3 separate regions of the Mus musculus genome follow, and all the other regions are linked to region 1. Evidence: chromatin contacts called from ENCODE Hi-C or POLR2A ChIA-PET data. All regions are on one chromosome and are shown on one strand. The core of a region is the stretch at or near the end of the contact, and the rest is flanking DNA. Distances in the headings are between cores, read along the strand shown. Region 1 holds the start of Pafah1b3 (platelet-activating factor acetylhydrolase, isoform 1b, subunit 3). Region 2 holds the start of Zfp526 (zinc finger protein 526). Region 3 holds the start of 4732471J01Rik (RIKEN cDNA 4732471J01 gene).

What was found. A loop is a pair of places that touch in the nucleus more often than their neighbours do. ChIA-PET counts read pairs that join two places held with the same protein, here RNA polymerase II (POLR2A).
Region 2: POLR2A ChIA-PET joins it to region 1 with 18 read pairs in embryonic stem cell. The contact joins the promoter of Zfp526 here to the promoter of Pafah1b3 in region 1. A Hi-C loop is called at or near these places in 1 of 37 maps with a recorded cell type or tissue (T-helper 17 cell). POLR2A ChIA-PET finds 5 or more read pairs at or near these places in 3 of 5 experiments (Patski and embryonic stem cell).
Region 3: POLR2A ChIA-PET joins it to region 1 with 13 read pairs in Patski. The contact joins the promoter of 4732471J01Rik here to the promoter of Pafah1b3 in region 1. A Hi-C loop is called at or near these places in 4 of 37 maps with a recorded cell type or tissue (gastrocnemius and heart). POLR2A ChIA-PET finds 5 or more read pairs at or near these places in 3 of 5 experiments (Patski and embryonic stem cell).

Annotation. Positions count from the first base shown.
Region 1 is chr7:25,296,338-25,300,941 of GRCm38, reverse strand. Pafah1b3 (platelet-activating factor acetylhydrolase, isoform 1b, subunit 3) reads left to right here and starts at 2,956. Exons shown (of 5, transcript NM_001357350.1): 1 at 2,956-3,570; 2 at 3,767-3,856; 3 at 4,505-4,604. The coding sequence starts at 3,490.
Region 2 is chr7:25,218,744-25,223,190 of GRCm38, reverse strand. It overlaps Zfp526 (zinc finger protein 526), which reads right to left and starts at 1,766. Exons shown (of 3, transcript NM_175436.5): 1 at 1,687-1,766. Dedd2 (death effector domain-containing DNA binding protein 2) reads left to right here and starts at 3,332. Exons shown (of 5, transcript NM_207677.3): 1 at 3,332-3,427; 2 at 4,024-4,390. The coding sequence starts at 4,063.
Region 3 is chr7:25,392,892-25,397,406 of GRCm38, reverse strand. 4732471J01Rik (RIKEN cDNA 4732471J01 gene) reads right to left here and starts at 2,694. Exons shown (of 7, transcript NR_015569.3): 1 at 1,454-2,694; 2 at 1,018-1,079; 3 at 431-717. It also overlaps a transcript of Lipe not described here.

The DNA.
Region 1 (4,604 bases), core at 1,707-4,206:
TATGAATGAATGCTTGCGAGGTTTGATTCTTTCGCTTGCTTCAGAATTTTCTCTCTCCCCAACTCCTTTCTCTGCACATGTCCCTCACACCTTCAGCTCACTCAGGATAGTCTGGAACTATTCTCTTGCCTTTACTTCTCAAATGCTGGAATTACAGGTGTGTGGCCCCCAAACTTTCAAGTCAAACTAAACTACCCTAGTGTATATCCCTGTCCAAATGTTAGTAATGTTATGACCTGTGTCTTTTCTTTGTGCTTCCCAGTCCTTAGAAGCTCCCAAACCGTGTCCATACACTGTTTCAGGAAACCACCTCTGGGTCATAAAACAGTGAGGGGATGCCATGAAAATGTTGGTACTAGTAAAAGGTTTCTGAAAGTACAACAGAATCAAACTAATAAATCTAAGGTGCTCATCAACTTTGCATCTCAAAATTTGTGGTGGCAGGGCCTTTAATCCCAGCACTCACTCCGAAGGGGGAGTTCTGTGAGTTCAAGACCAGCCTGGTCTACATAGACTTATATCCAGAACAGGCAAGACAACTCCATAGACCTTGTCTCAAAAGAAAAAAACAAAACAAAAACAAACAAACAAACAAACAAACAAAAAATGAAATAATTTCATGGCAGCTTTGGTCATTTGAAGTGCACACAGCATCATGCTACGCCATGCCAGTGACCACTGCCTCAGAGTCTGTTCAGAGACAATATATTAGGAATTCCAAGATTTTGGCTGTATATAAAAAGTTTATCCTGCCAGATGGTGGTGGCACATTCCTTTAATCTCAGCATTCAGTAGAGAGAGAGAGGCAGGTGGCTCTCTGTGAGTTCAAGGTCAGCCTGATCTACAGAATAAACTCTAGGACAGCCAGGGCTACACAAAGAAAAAACAAACAAACAAACAAAATAAGTACACCTAGCTTATTAGTATGCAAATGTGCTTTTGTTTTTAATAAATGGTAAAATTATATCTGCACAAAAGAATTGTTCTAAGTCCTTTTCTTTATAGTAGTATCAGGGAATATTAGATGTAAATATACCCATATTATACACCCATAAGCCCAGGGTAATATAAAAACTATTCAGTCTAGCATCTGGAGAGACAGCTCCCTGGTTAAGGGACTGAGTTCAGTTCTTGCATCCACACAGGGCCGCTCACAGTTGCCTTTGACTCCAGCTTTAGGAGATCTGACACCCGGTTCTGACTTCTGCAGTCACCTGCCTTCAAATGCACATATAATCTTACAAAGATATAAACACACACACACACACACACACACACACACTCAAATTCACACACAACCACACACTCACACACAGCTTTCTTGGGCTGGAATGGTTGAGCACACCTTTATTGCCATCACTAGGGTAGATTTGGCTAGTCTGGTCTACACAATGAGTTCTGGGTAGCCTAAGCTACATAGTAAGACCTCCTATTTAGAAAGAAAAAAATCAAAACCAAAAACTTTCTCAGGCAAAAGTGGGGCTCAAGTAGAAAAAGTTGAGGAAGCCCTGTTCACCATGGTAGAGGCTGGAGGATGGTGAGTTTAAAGTCATCTCATACATGAGACCGTACCTCCAAACAAGCACACAGGAAAGAAGTTCTGTTCTAGAGAAACACAAAGCCTCAGAGTCCCGGGCCTTTCTCAGTCATGTCTGAGTCTCTCTCTCCAACACATGGATGGAGATAGCCAGGATCTGACCATTAATGTAACTAATATCATTCTGCAAGCACTGCACTTGTTTAGTAATAACTTCATGCCAGGTCCAGATTAGGGAAAGAGATTGAGACAGAATGTGAACACAATAAATAAAACTCTTCACTACTTTAGTATCAAGCCAACAAGAAGGAATGGATAGGTTTGAAAGTTCAGTCGCTAGGTGGGGCTGCCAGAAAACAACTAGGCCATTTAGGGGTGAGGGAGACCCTGGGCATCTGAGAAAACACTGCGATTTGGGGTTTAGTTTGAGCCAGGGAAAGAAAGAAGATGATAGAAAGTGGCCTTGGCTACAGACATGGGATTTGGAGTCCAGAGCCACCCACCTGAAGTTGATGATGGAACTTTGTATCTAGAGAGAGGAACAGAGGCCTAGGAGGTGCAAGGTGATCTGCAGGACGGATGCCAAGTTGGACCTGGGCTGGGCCTTGCAGCCATCTCCAATTTCTGATCTTTCTGCACCTCTTTCACATAGATCTGATGGTGCCTCTGAGGCATGAAGATATGCATTTGAGATTTTATACCACTAAAAAACTAATGTTGAAGCTGGGTCTAGTGGCACATACCTATAATACCACCACTCTACAGGCCAGCTTGGTCTACAAAGCAAGTCCAGGACAGCCAGGGAGGGCTCTGTCATACAGAAAAACCCTACCTTAAAAACCCTACCTTAAAAAAGACACACACACACACACACACACACACACACACACACGTATATACATATACATAACAAATAAATAATAAATAACAATAACAAAGCCTTAGTGTTGGGCTTGGCCTGGTGGCACACAGCTTTAATCTTAGCACTCAGGAGTCAGAGGTAGGTAGATCTCTGTGAATTCAAGGCCTGCCTGCTGTTTATAGCAAGTTCCATGAGAGCTAAAGTTACAGAGTGAAATCTCATCTCAAAAGAAAACAGAAAGTTTTAAATAGGGAAGTCCCCTCAAAGCCACTCTGGTGCTGCCTCCACCAGCTTCACTTCTTTTTGTTTTTGTTTTCAAGACGGGAGTTTCTCTGTGTAGCCTTGGCTGTCCTAGAACTCTGTTGACCAGCCTGTCCTCGAACTAGTACATCCACCTGTCTCTGGCTCCCTCCAGTGCTGGGATTAAAGGCGTGTGCCACCACCGCCCAGTTTGGCTAGCTTCCTTTCAAATCCCTACACCAGTAAGAAATGGGAGCGTCCCTTCCCAGGTGTCTAAGAGCCACCCCCTCCGCGGATCTAGGAATGAGCTCGTCCACTCCCTCTCCTATGTGAATGGGTTACACACACACACACACACCCCCGTAGGTGGTCTCTTCCGGAGTTTTCTGGCCCTGCAGCAAATGATTTCCTCCTCGGACGGAGGGCGCTAGATTGTCCCTGGTCCCTGTCGGCTTTACAGGTACCCTGCCCCTTTCCGTCCACTCTGGGTTGTGTCTCTCTTGTCTGCGCCCCCTCTTCCCCTGCCACGAGTGCCGCTTGGTCTCGCCTGCCCCTCCCCCCTGCGTTGGGCCCCCGTGGCCGCAAGGGGTCCCGGCGGGAAGCGGCAGACGAGCCCACTTTGCGGCCTCCATCGGGGGAGGGGAGCGAGGATTCCTTCCTACGTGACGGTTTCTAGTCTGCGAAAGGAGGCGGCGTCTGGGCTCGGCCTTCGCCCTACGCGCGAGCGAGCGCGGCAGGACGGTCCATTGTGTTGGCCCGAGAGGTAGGGGTGGGCGTGGCGGATCCACGTCCTCGCGGAGCTTTCCCGGGCGGACTCCACTCTCATCCCCAGGGGGCTGCGGTGCTGAGGATGAGTGGGGAAGGGGAGAACCCGGCCAGCAAGCCCACGCCTGTGCAAGACGTGCAGGGTGACGGGCGCTGGATGTCTCTGGTGAGTGACCGCGCGTGGTCCCCAGGGTTAGGGGCTTGGGGGGCGTGTATGTCTATAGAACTGCTTCGTGACATCCTCCTCCTCACCTAGGTGGGCAGCCTGGTTTGGGTTGTTTGGGGTTGTTCCGCCTGAGGCAGCGGGGTGGGGCGGGGCCTGGAGCGTGCGTGCCTTTGACTCTTTCTGGCTTTCTCTGCAGCACCATCGGTTTGTAGCGGACAGCAAAGACAAGGAACCCGAAGTAGTCTTTATCGGGGACTCCTTGGTTCAGCTAATGCACCAATGTGAGGTGAGGGTCCACCCGTTTCCTCCTTCCTCATCCAGGCATGCACCCTCACTGGCACTTCAAGCCCAGAACCTGATAAGACAAGATAAGGGGTACAGAAATGCCCGTGGTAGCAGGAATCTAAGAACCCCATGTACATGTCTGCTGAGAATGAAGTGTGTGCCCTGAGTTTGTCGGGTTGGGTTTGTCTCTGTCGAGTTAAATTGAGGCGTTCCTTCAAGATTGTGTCAGGTGAGGGCTTTTCATTGTTTGTTTAAGGTGGGGCACAGCCCCTGTTGGGTTTACTCGAAGTTGTAATAGCTTTACAGAAAGTGAAGGTTGATTGTAATGGTATTCTGCAAAGACTTTATCAGTAATAAAGTCCCTAAGACGTTTAGCTACAATGGCTTTCCCCCCCACCCCACAATGAGGTTCAGTTGTATTGCCATTAGCTCTGTGTATACTTAAAGCAGACAGGATCTTCATAAAATGAACGTAACTTCTGTGAATTTTGGTTAAAGTGAAGCAGTAATAAGTTCCATGATTCCGGATTTGGTCAAGCTGAGATTTAACCGGACCTTGTCCATAAAGTAAGGCTAATCCATAATGATATGTCCATAATGGCCTGGACAGAGGGTGGTGGCTAGTGTCTACGTCATTTCTTGACCCCAGATCTGGCGGGAGCTCTTCTCACCTCTGCATGCACTTAACTTTGGCATTGGTGGTGACAGCACACAGCATGTACTCTGGCGGCTTGAGAACGGGGAGCTGG
Region 2 (4,447 bases), core at 517-3,016, 77 kb after region 1:
ATGGTATATGGGTTCTGAGAATTGAACTGGGGTCATCAGGGCTGCAAGGCACACGCCTTTACCTCCTGGGCCAGCAAGATGGCCCGTTTTTGTTGTTGCTGTTGTTTGAGACAGATTTTCTCTGTGTGGCCCTGGACTGTCCTGGAACTCAGATCTGTAGACTGGGCTGGCCTTGAACTCACAGAGATTCACCAGCCTCTGCCTCCCAAGTGCTGGGGTTAGAGTTGTGCGCCGCCACTGCCTTGCTGGTTCTGTTTTGTAGAGACAGTCTATGTACAAAGGCTGGCCTTGACCTCACTCAGTATGTACACGGGGACGTCTGGTTCTCAGCCTTGTTTCTTCTGCCTCCCAAGTGCCATCGGCCACTTTCCTTACCTCTTTACTTGTGCTCATGCCAGGAGCATGGAGACTTTAGCTGGTAGCCCTGGCATACAGGCTGCTCATGTACTGCTCCCAGAGGGCAGGGATCTTAGCCTCTTCACCACCGAGGTGTTTCCAGTGCCAAGAAAGGTGCCCAGCACACAGTAAATACACAGACTCATTCAGTGACGAGTTAAGGCTCCCTATAGACGATGTCCTGGGACCTTAACCATCTCTGTGCACACTACATGTCTACCCATTTTATGCATTTCCATGATACATAGCCCAGTACAAGGCCCTGTTATTAGTTGATGACCAATAAACCATTTGCAGATAAATGACTTGCTAAATGCTCAGGAACCAAACTTTCCTTATCTACCAATTCCAAATACCCCATTAAGTGCGCTCTGTTTTGAAGCATCTCATCTTGTAACCCTGGCCTATCTGGAACTCACTATGTAGGGCAGACTGGCCTCAAACTCACAGAAATCTACCAGCTTCTCCCTCCCCAGTGCTGACATTGAAAGCGGGTGCCACTACACCTGCCTGGCTCCTCATTAAGTCCGAACCAGTCCATAAAGGATTTTCTTAGAAACAATCAAATGGGCTGGGGGTGGGGGAGGTTAGCATTCTGCCTTAGTTACAGCCTCACTGCCAAGACAGAACTCCCCTGGCTTGGATCAGAGCATGCTACATGGCTTGTAGCAGGTAAGGAGCGGATGCCCAAACTTTACAAAGTATGGATGAGCTCATACACAGAAAAACATGGTGCACAGGACCCAATCCTATGTGCTCTCTGAATTTCATCCAACTCAATCCTTCCAAAACTCACTTAACTTGCACACAATCCTAATAACACTGTCCTTCTAGAAAGTAGCACAGGTATCCCGAAATGGACACTTTTCCGCCTGCATTCTTTTCCCTCCCAGTCCTACACCGTGTCAGGGGGTAGGTGGAATTCAGCTAATACCTCTGTATACGGAAAGGAGATCTAAGCACCTACACCAGGGGCCTGAAAGTTCAACTTTCCCGCTACACTGCTTTTTTCCCTCCTACCAGATTCCTCTTCTCTGCAGCGTGAGAGCCCCCTGCAGGGGTGGGGTGTGCAAGCGAGCTCAAGCTGAGGCCAGCACAAGCAGGGGATCCAACGACGCCTCTAGGGCACACAGGAAGGAGCTGTCGATCATCCCGCGCTGCTCCAGCCCCAAGCGCAGGCCCCAAGGCTCTCCGACCCTGAGCGTACCCTTCCCTCTTCCTCCACTCTCTCCTTACACCCAGCGCTCTCTTCCCCGCCCGCCCTGCGGCGCCCTCACCCATCTCTCTTACCTCCAAGCAGCCCCTGCCGCTCTTGACACAGACCCTCCACTCCAGTAGTGTAGGACCCTTCACTATCCACGCCTCCCATTGGGCGGTGCTCTCAGGAGAGGCAGCCAATCAGAGCTGGTAGCGCAGGGCACGCGCCCTCGCGCCTGCGTGTTGGGAGTCAGGCGGGGCTCCGCGAGTTTCTCCACGCAGACACCAGTGCCCTGGAGGCGGTGTCCGGGACCAGGAGAGGCGCCTGCGCAGTTCTCCGGGGCCGCTCCTTTCCTGCTGTTTGAAAATTCAGCGGAGAAAAGTGTGCATCCTTATAGAGCGAGGTCGCACAAATGAACGTGGCGGTGCGAGACTTTGACAGGTGTTATCTCGTAGCAGAAGAGACTGAGCGTTTCTGACAGCGTAACTAAAAAGCCAGACACACTTGTACTTTTCCTGCGCCGCCTCAGTTTTTGCTTACGTGCAAAGTGGACTGGAATCGCATCTCCTGAAAGGTTGTTGAAGGCATTGAATTTTGTCATACACATAAAAATGTTCGGCTCGGGGCCTGATACACCGTAGTACTCACTATAGCCCACCCATCATAGAAGCTTTACCGTTTATAAATAGCTTTCCCCTTCCTCCCATTCTTTGTCTGATTCAATGATATTCACACAGAGAGCCCATACCGTGGACTCCACTGCCATCCGTTTCACAGGTGGAAAAGCTAAGGCCCAGAAAAGGGAAACAAACAGCCAGCATTGAGCCAGAGCCTCCCGCCCCTTAGGGAGACAATTCCGGGGGTGGAAACCAGTCCTAGAAGAGACCTGTCTTAGGCACGTGCTGGCCCTGACCTTGAGTCACCTAAGTGGGGGAGGAGGAGCGACCGTCACGCTCAAGGCCTCGTGTAGGGGACATGAAGACACCCTAGCCTCCACTTCTGTGACAGGATTGCTCTCATAGGTGCAGGTTAGGAGGGGCATCTGGGTGGCTCCAAGACTCAAGAGGGCTCAGAAGCGATTGTACAAAGGCTGTTCTAACCGTGGGTGTGGTGTCTATGATAGGAGGTGCTGATGGACGTCTTCGGAATGTGCTGCACACAGGGGGTGGCAAGGTCTATTGAGATTTGGGAAGAGGTATCATTCTGCTGCTTGCGACTGGAGAATTTATAAATTGGGGCTGGGGAGCTGTATGAGCAAGAATTTCCATGTAGGATCTGAGACAGCAGAGTTGAGTTGTAGGTTTCTGGTTGCCACCAGAATGGGGCATACTGTATTACAAGTCCTGATTATGAGCCTTGAGCGCTCCAGGGAGTCGGGACCCTCGTGACTGGTTTACTTTGCGCTGACAGCTGTTGGCACTGGTCATGTGGGTGTCTAGGACGTGATCAGGAGGAAGAGGTAGTCTGTGGGATGAGTAATTCCACCAGGTCGTGTCATAGGATTCAGGGGACACACACCGAGCCTGAAACCACCATCAAGAGCAAGACACAGCGAGGTTTTGCTCTTGCGCAAGCGCAGCAAGGGAGAGTCCGGACGCTTGGGTTAGGGGCGGATCTGGAGTCCTGGAAGGGGTGGAGCTTGAGGTCTGATTCTGCGCTTGCGCTGTAGGGGCGTGGCGGTCGCACCTGCGCGAGTTGGGCGAAAGAGGAGGAGCGAGGTGACGCAGGCGTAATAATAGAGAAGGTGCCAGAAAGATCCAAAACAAGTGGCTGCGGCCGTCGCCCAGAAGTCATCGGACGCTGGAATCTGGTGAGGATAAGAGAGGCCTAAAGGTGACTGGTGAAGGGTAGCTGGAACCACTTGGGTGCTCGGGTGAGGGCAGGATCGATCGCCCTTTCAGGGAGGGGGGGTCGGATTCAGACAGTACCACCTGTGTGGCGCTCAGGGTTGTCTTGGTCGGTCCCACTTGCAGGGGGCCGAGGGTCACTTTTGAAAGGTATCACTTGAGTGGGATGTTGGAGCTAGCAGGAAGGTACTAGTGGACAGAACCCGAGGGCTATGACCGGACATTTGCCATCCGAAGTCACCGGGCAGTGGACAAGGTGCCCTGCAATGGGCCATGTAGCTCATTCGAGCTGGTCGTCTAGGTCAGTCGGTGGCAAGTTCGAAACGTACTACTCAGAAAAGGGCATCTGGGCTTGGTCCTCCCGACAGTGATGTGGACCGGTGGGGTCTAGCGTTCGACCTGTTACTATGGGATCTCGGGCGATACCATTCCTGTCCGTGGGAGGGAGAGAGGTTGAGACCGTTGAGGGTGTGGGGGGCGACTCTGCCCGGAGACACCTTGCGGGGCCCACGCTCTGGCCTCTGTGGGCTTTGAGCCACTGTGTCGCTGACCACGACCTCCTCCCCGCCGTGTGGGTTCTAGGCCCTGGTTCTGAGCTTGTTCCGCACCCCTCCCCTGGGAATGGCGTTGTCCGGGTCGACCCCGGCCCCGAGCTGGGAGGAGGATGAGTGTTTGGATTACTACGGCATGCTGTCGCTTCACCGTATGTTCGAGGTAGTGGGCGGGCAGCTGACCGAGTGCGAACTGGAGCTCCTGGCCTTCCTGCTGGATGAGGCCCCCGGCGCCCCCGGCGGCCTGGCCCGCGCCCGCAGCGGCCTGGAGCTGCTTCTGGAGCTGGAACGCCGCGGGCAGTGCGACGAGAGCAACCTGCGGCTGCTGAGCCAACTCCTGCGCGTGCTAGCCCGTCACGACCTCCTGCCACATCTGGCGCGCAAGCGGCGCCGGCCAGGTAGGGTTTGAATAGGAAGTTGCAGAAACACCTTGCTCCCTCTGGGCCCCTGTACTT
Region 3 (4,515 bases), core at 1,445-3,944, 97 kb before region 1:
CTTACAAACGGCCCTACAGTTTGGGAACAGCAAACACGGGAGTAAAAACAGGGTTTGTCTCCCTTTACACCGGGCTGCCCCCTACAAAAGAGTTGAAGGAAATCAAAGTGAAGTGGGAAAGAGCTCTAACTCAGGAATCAGGTCAAAGAAACCACCCTCTTCCCTGCATTCATTTGGGAAGGAAAGGGAAGGAAAAGGAAAGGGGAAAGGAAAAGGAAACGGAAAAGGAAAAGGAAAGGAAAAGGAAAAGGAAAGGGGAAAGGAAAAGGAAAGGGGAAAGGAAAAGGAAAGGGGAAAGGAAAAGGAAAGGGGAAAGGAAAAGGAAAAGGAAAAGGAAAGGGGAAAGGAAGAAAGAGAAATGGCTGAGCGGTACTTGTGAGGCAAACATCACACTAAACAATAGCAGCACAATGCCCAATGTGGGCCTTACACTTGGCAAGTGTGTGTAGACTAGCCGAACATCCAGGCCATTCACAGCCTCTGCTTCGAGACGGTCTCACCTCTGCCGCCCGGTGCCTCTACAGGGCCTCAGCGCCGTGGAATGACTAGATTTCATGGGGTAGAGAAGCTTGGGAGCAGGGCCTGGATAGGGCTGCAGAGGTCTGTGGCAAGATCCAGGCGGAATGGAAACAGCGTAGTGAAGTGCTGGTGAGCTGTGGCGCTTCTTCCTTGCCGCCTCTCCGAAGCAATGGCAGGTAACAGCCATAGGACCCAGTCCTGACAGGAGCAGAGGGAAGGTCAGAGTCCTGAGGGCCGCTAGTGATGGTCTTTCACCTCAGAGGGCCGTCCCTCCTCCCCAAAAGCCTGAGAGGTTTCTCCGAGGACAGAGTAATTAATGCTCACTCTGTCAAGAAGAAAATCGAGGCTTAATCCTCCCAGGGCAGCCGGGTTCCAGAAGCTTCTGGCATGGGCAACCCAGAAGCAACTGGGAGCACAGTGAGCCATGTGCGCATGTGCGAGTCTCGGGCCTCCTCTGTTTCCCGCCTTTTCCGGGGCACGTGGGCTCCCTCGACTTACGCTCCTTTCTGTAGATCAACCCTGAGGCCGGCGGTGTTGCTGTCTTCCCCTTTCCTTTGATTCTGGGGAATAAGGCAGGGCAGAGGGAGAGACACCTCATGAAGCAGAGCAGTAAGAACTAGGAGGGAGCGCGGATGTGAGACTGGAAGGTAGTTTGCTGAGAGGCCAAGGCCACCCTCAACTACAGCCTAGGACCCTGTCTGGGGGGGAAAAAAAAAAAAAAAAAAAAAAAAAAAACAGGGACGACCACGTGAGGGGGCGGAGGAAAAGGCGGGGCTTCTCCAAACGGCTACCAAGCGCGGCTACGCCCCCAAGTCGGTCCCCGCCCACGCCTTGGGTTGCCCGCCCCCTGCCCGCCCGCCCGTTCTTCCGGCTCCCGGGGCAAGTGGGCGGGCCAGGTTCAAGGAAAGGTGAATGAGATGGCGAGGGTCAGCACCTGCACAAGATGACTGAGAATTCTTTGTTGGGGTGACTCTAACGCGACTCCTCACTATTCCTGCTGTGAGGGCACTTCTCGCTGCTTCCAGGACTGCGGGTTTTTTTTTGGTTTTTGGTTTTTGGTTTTTTGTTTGTCGTTACGGTGCACTGCGCGGTTCCTTTAATCTGAGCAGATGGGCGGGCCAAGACCTTCAGCCCCACCCATTAAAGGCGGAGCTCCGCGAGGAGCCTGCCCAGGATTGGATGGTTTGGGGGCCTGGCAGTGGTGTGTAACTAGGATTGACTCTAAGAGAGGAACTTGATCGCTGGAATTGGGCCCCGCGCCAGGACTGGAAAGAATTGATGGAGCCGGCCGTGGAATCGGCGCCCGTGGGGGCCCAGGCCTCCAAGCAGGGCAAAGAAGGATCGAAGAACCGCAGTCGCAGGCGGTGGCGAAAAGGCAAGATCAAAGGTGAGTCGGTAACAGCTTAAAAGAAATCCCGCACATCCTGCGGGGGACTGGGGACTGGGGGAACTGACCCACTTCCACGAGGGGGAAGAGACCCGTGGACTGATCCACTGCCGTCCTGCGCGTGGGGGGGGGGGTGATGTGAGAGTAGAATGCCCCACCGAGACGTAAGGACTACGTCTGTCCCAGTGCGGTCTTTGGGGAAGTGTCCGAAATGCTCGTCTGTCGGAATAAGGTTCTCTCTCAGGTTCCTTTTTCTGTGTGGCCAAGAGCTGTGCCTTTAGTGTTTTCTGTTTCGGTTCAAGCGGTTTTCATGTCTTCTGCCCTCTTAAAAGAATAACGTAGAAGGGTTTTTAACCGCTTTTTCTAAATAAATAGAATGCAAAAGGTAGGCAGAAGGGGCATCCGGTAATTGGAAGAGCTCCTTGCAGCCCCTTCTTACTCTCTCAGTGAATCCATCCATCTGCTCTTTGACAATCGACCTTCATCAACCCAGCAACCCTGGGGCGACTTGCAAAACATGAGAACTTTTACGTTGTCCTTAGAGAAAGGAGGGAGTTACCATTTAGCTTCCCTGGATCCAAAAGGCTGGAGAAACAGTGGCAGAACAACCAAAGATTTTGCATGGCTCAATCAGAGCAGGCATTAAGTCCTGGTTTGGTTATGAGTTTTGTCTGTCTTGTGGCGCTGCTTACAGCCAAACCTAGGGCCTGGTGAACACTAAGCAAGCCCTCCGCTATGCAGCTCCACCGGCAGTCCATGGATCTTTATCAGACTCCAGGGACAGGTTCCTGTGCAGGCAAAACCAGAAAAAACCTGGCATGGCTTACCAGACCCAAAACCCCCAAATTCATCATTCCTCATCCTCCTTTGGTAGACAAGTGTTGGAGCTCAAGCAGGACCCTGAAGCCTCCTATCCCCCAACAAAGACACATAGCAGAACACTATGCTTTGAAGCGATATGGAACCTCAATCGCAAAGACCCATTGTACCAAATTGCTATGAATGTGAAGTAATGAACAGGGACCTTTTCTCAATTTTTTTTCTGAGCTCCCAACAGGCATCTGTAGGGCTGTTGTCAGATTCAAATGTGTGTGTTTTGGAGAGGTGTATGTAAGTCTACTGTCTGGCTGAGTGTGCTGAGTAGAGTGTCTGACTCTACTAGACACTGGTCTCCCTAAGAGTAGGGTTGTGTCTGCCTTGTTTACAGGGAATGCCAGACACATGGACATTCAAGTATTTATTAGATTGATAAGCAAAGGAATGTGTGAAGTGTGACGTGGAGCTGTTAATAGCCAAGCTGCCCTTAGTGTCATGAGGAGTCAGAAAGAATCTGCTTGAGTAAGGCTCCTCCCTTGCACGGGGTTCAGGTAAGCACACTCACAAAGGCTCGCAGCTCTGAGAAGTGACTGTCATTTCCTGAGGCCCTTCCTAGTGCCAGGCCTCAGACCTGTGAATCAGATCCCACCTCTGCCCCAAGGGTATCCTGACTGGCTGGAGCCGTCATTTATCCTTGTGATCTTGCCACAAGTAACTGGATGAGACAGCTGTCATTATGATCAGCCCATTTCCCAAATGACGACAGAGACACAGAGGCACTGAGCTGGTTGGGTTTCCTGTACCTGTCCAGTGAGGGCAGGGAGATGGATACCTTCAGCCTTCTCAGAGCAGGGAGTGTGGAGCTGACAGCTGTTGTATGCCTCAACCTTAATTCTGAATCTAAAAGGCTCTAGTCACAAAGATTTCATCCCGAGACAGACATTCAATACCTAGAGGTGCCAGGCTTCGGCTTTCTGTAACTAGCAGGGCAGTCTCAGTAGAGCTGAGGACACAGATGGTAATAAGACTGTTGTTGCCAGGCATGTGCCGCACACCTCTGATCCCAGTCCTTGGGAAGCTGAGTCAGTTCAAGGCAAGCCCGGGCTACATAGTGAGTTGCAGGTCAGTCAGGGCTACAGAGTGGAACTCTGTCTCAACCTCTCTCATTCACCCATTTACAAAACATTGTAAACAAGCCAGTATGATAAAAGGAAAAATCCTGGAGCTGGGGATGTAGCTTATTACTGGAGTACCTGACTAGCATGGACAAAGCCCAAGGGTCTGTCTCCAGGACCACACACAGTAGGCATCATAGCACTTGCTTATAATTCAGAAGTAGGGAGGCCGAGGCAAGAGGATCAGAAAGAAGCTTAAAGTCTTGTAGTCTCTGACTATATAGTCAGTCTGAAGCCAGCTTGGGCTACATGAGAAAATGTGTCCTGCTTTCAAGAAAGAAAATTCTGAGAAAATGAGCGTGGGTAGCTTTTCCAACAAGGTGACATCAGACTCATGGACGGGCAGGCATCAGCTACCGAGCAAGGGAGGTGGGGAGAGCAGAGCAGCAGGAACACCGCTGGAAGAGCAGCGCCTGACAATGCAGAGAGAGGTCTGGGGGCGGAGGCTGGGGTCAGGAAGCTGGGGCAGGCAAGGTGGGCTCTAGGTCAGCTTAAAAGGCCATGCCCAAGTCTGAAGCTTTATCTGGGAGGAAGGCAGGGAAGCATTGGTGGGCTGGAAGGGCAAGGTCAGCCTTATGCTTTCAAAAGATCCTCTGGATGCTCTGCAGGAAACAGGCT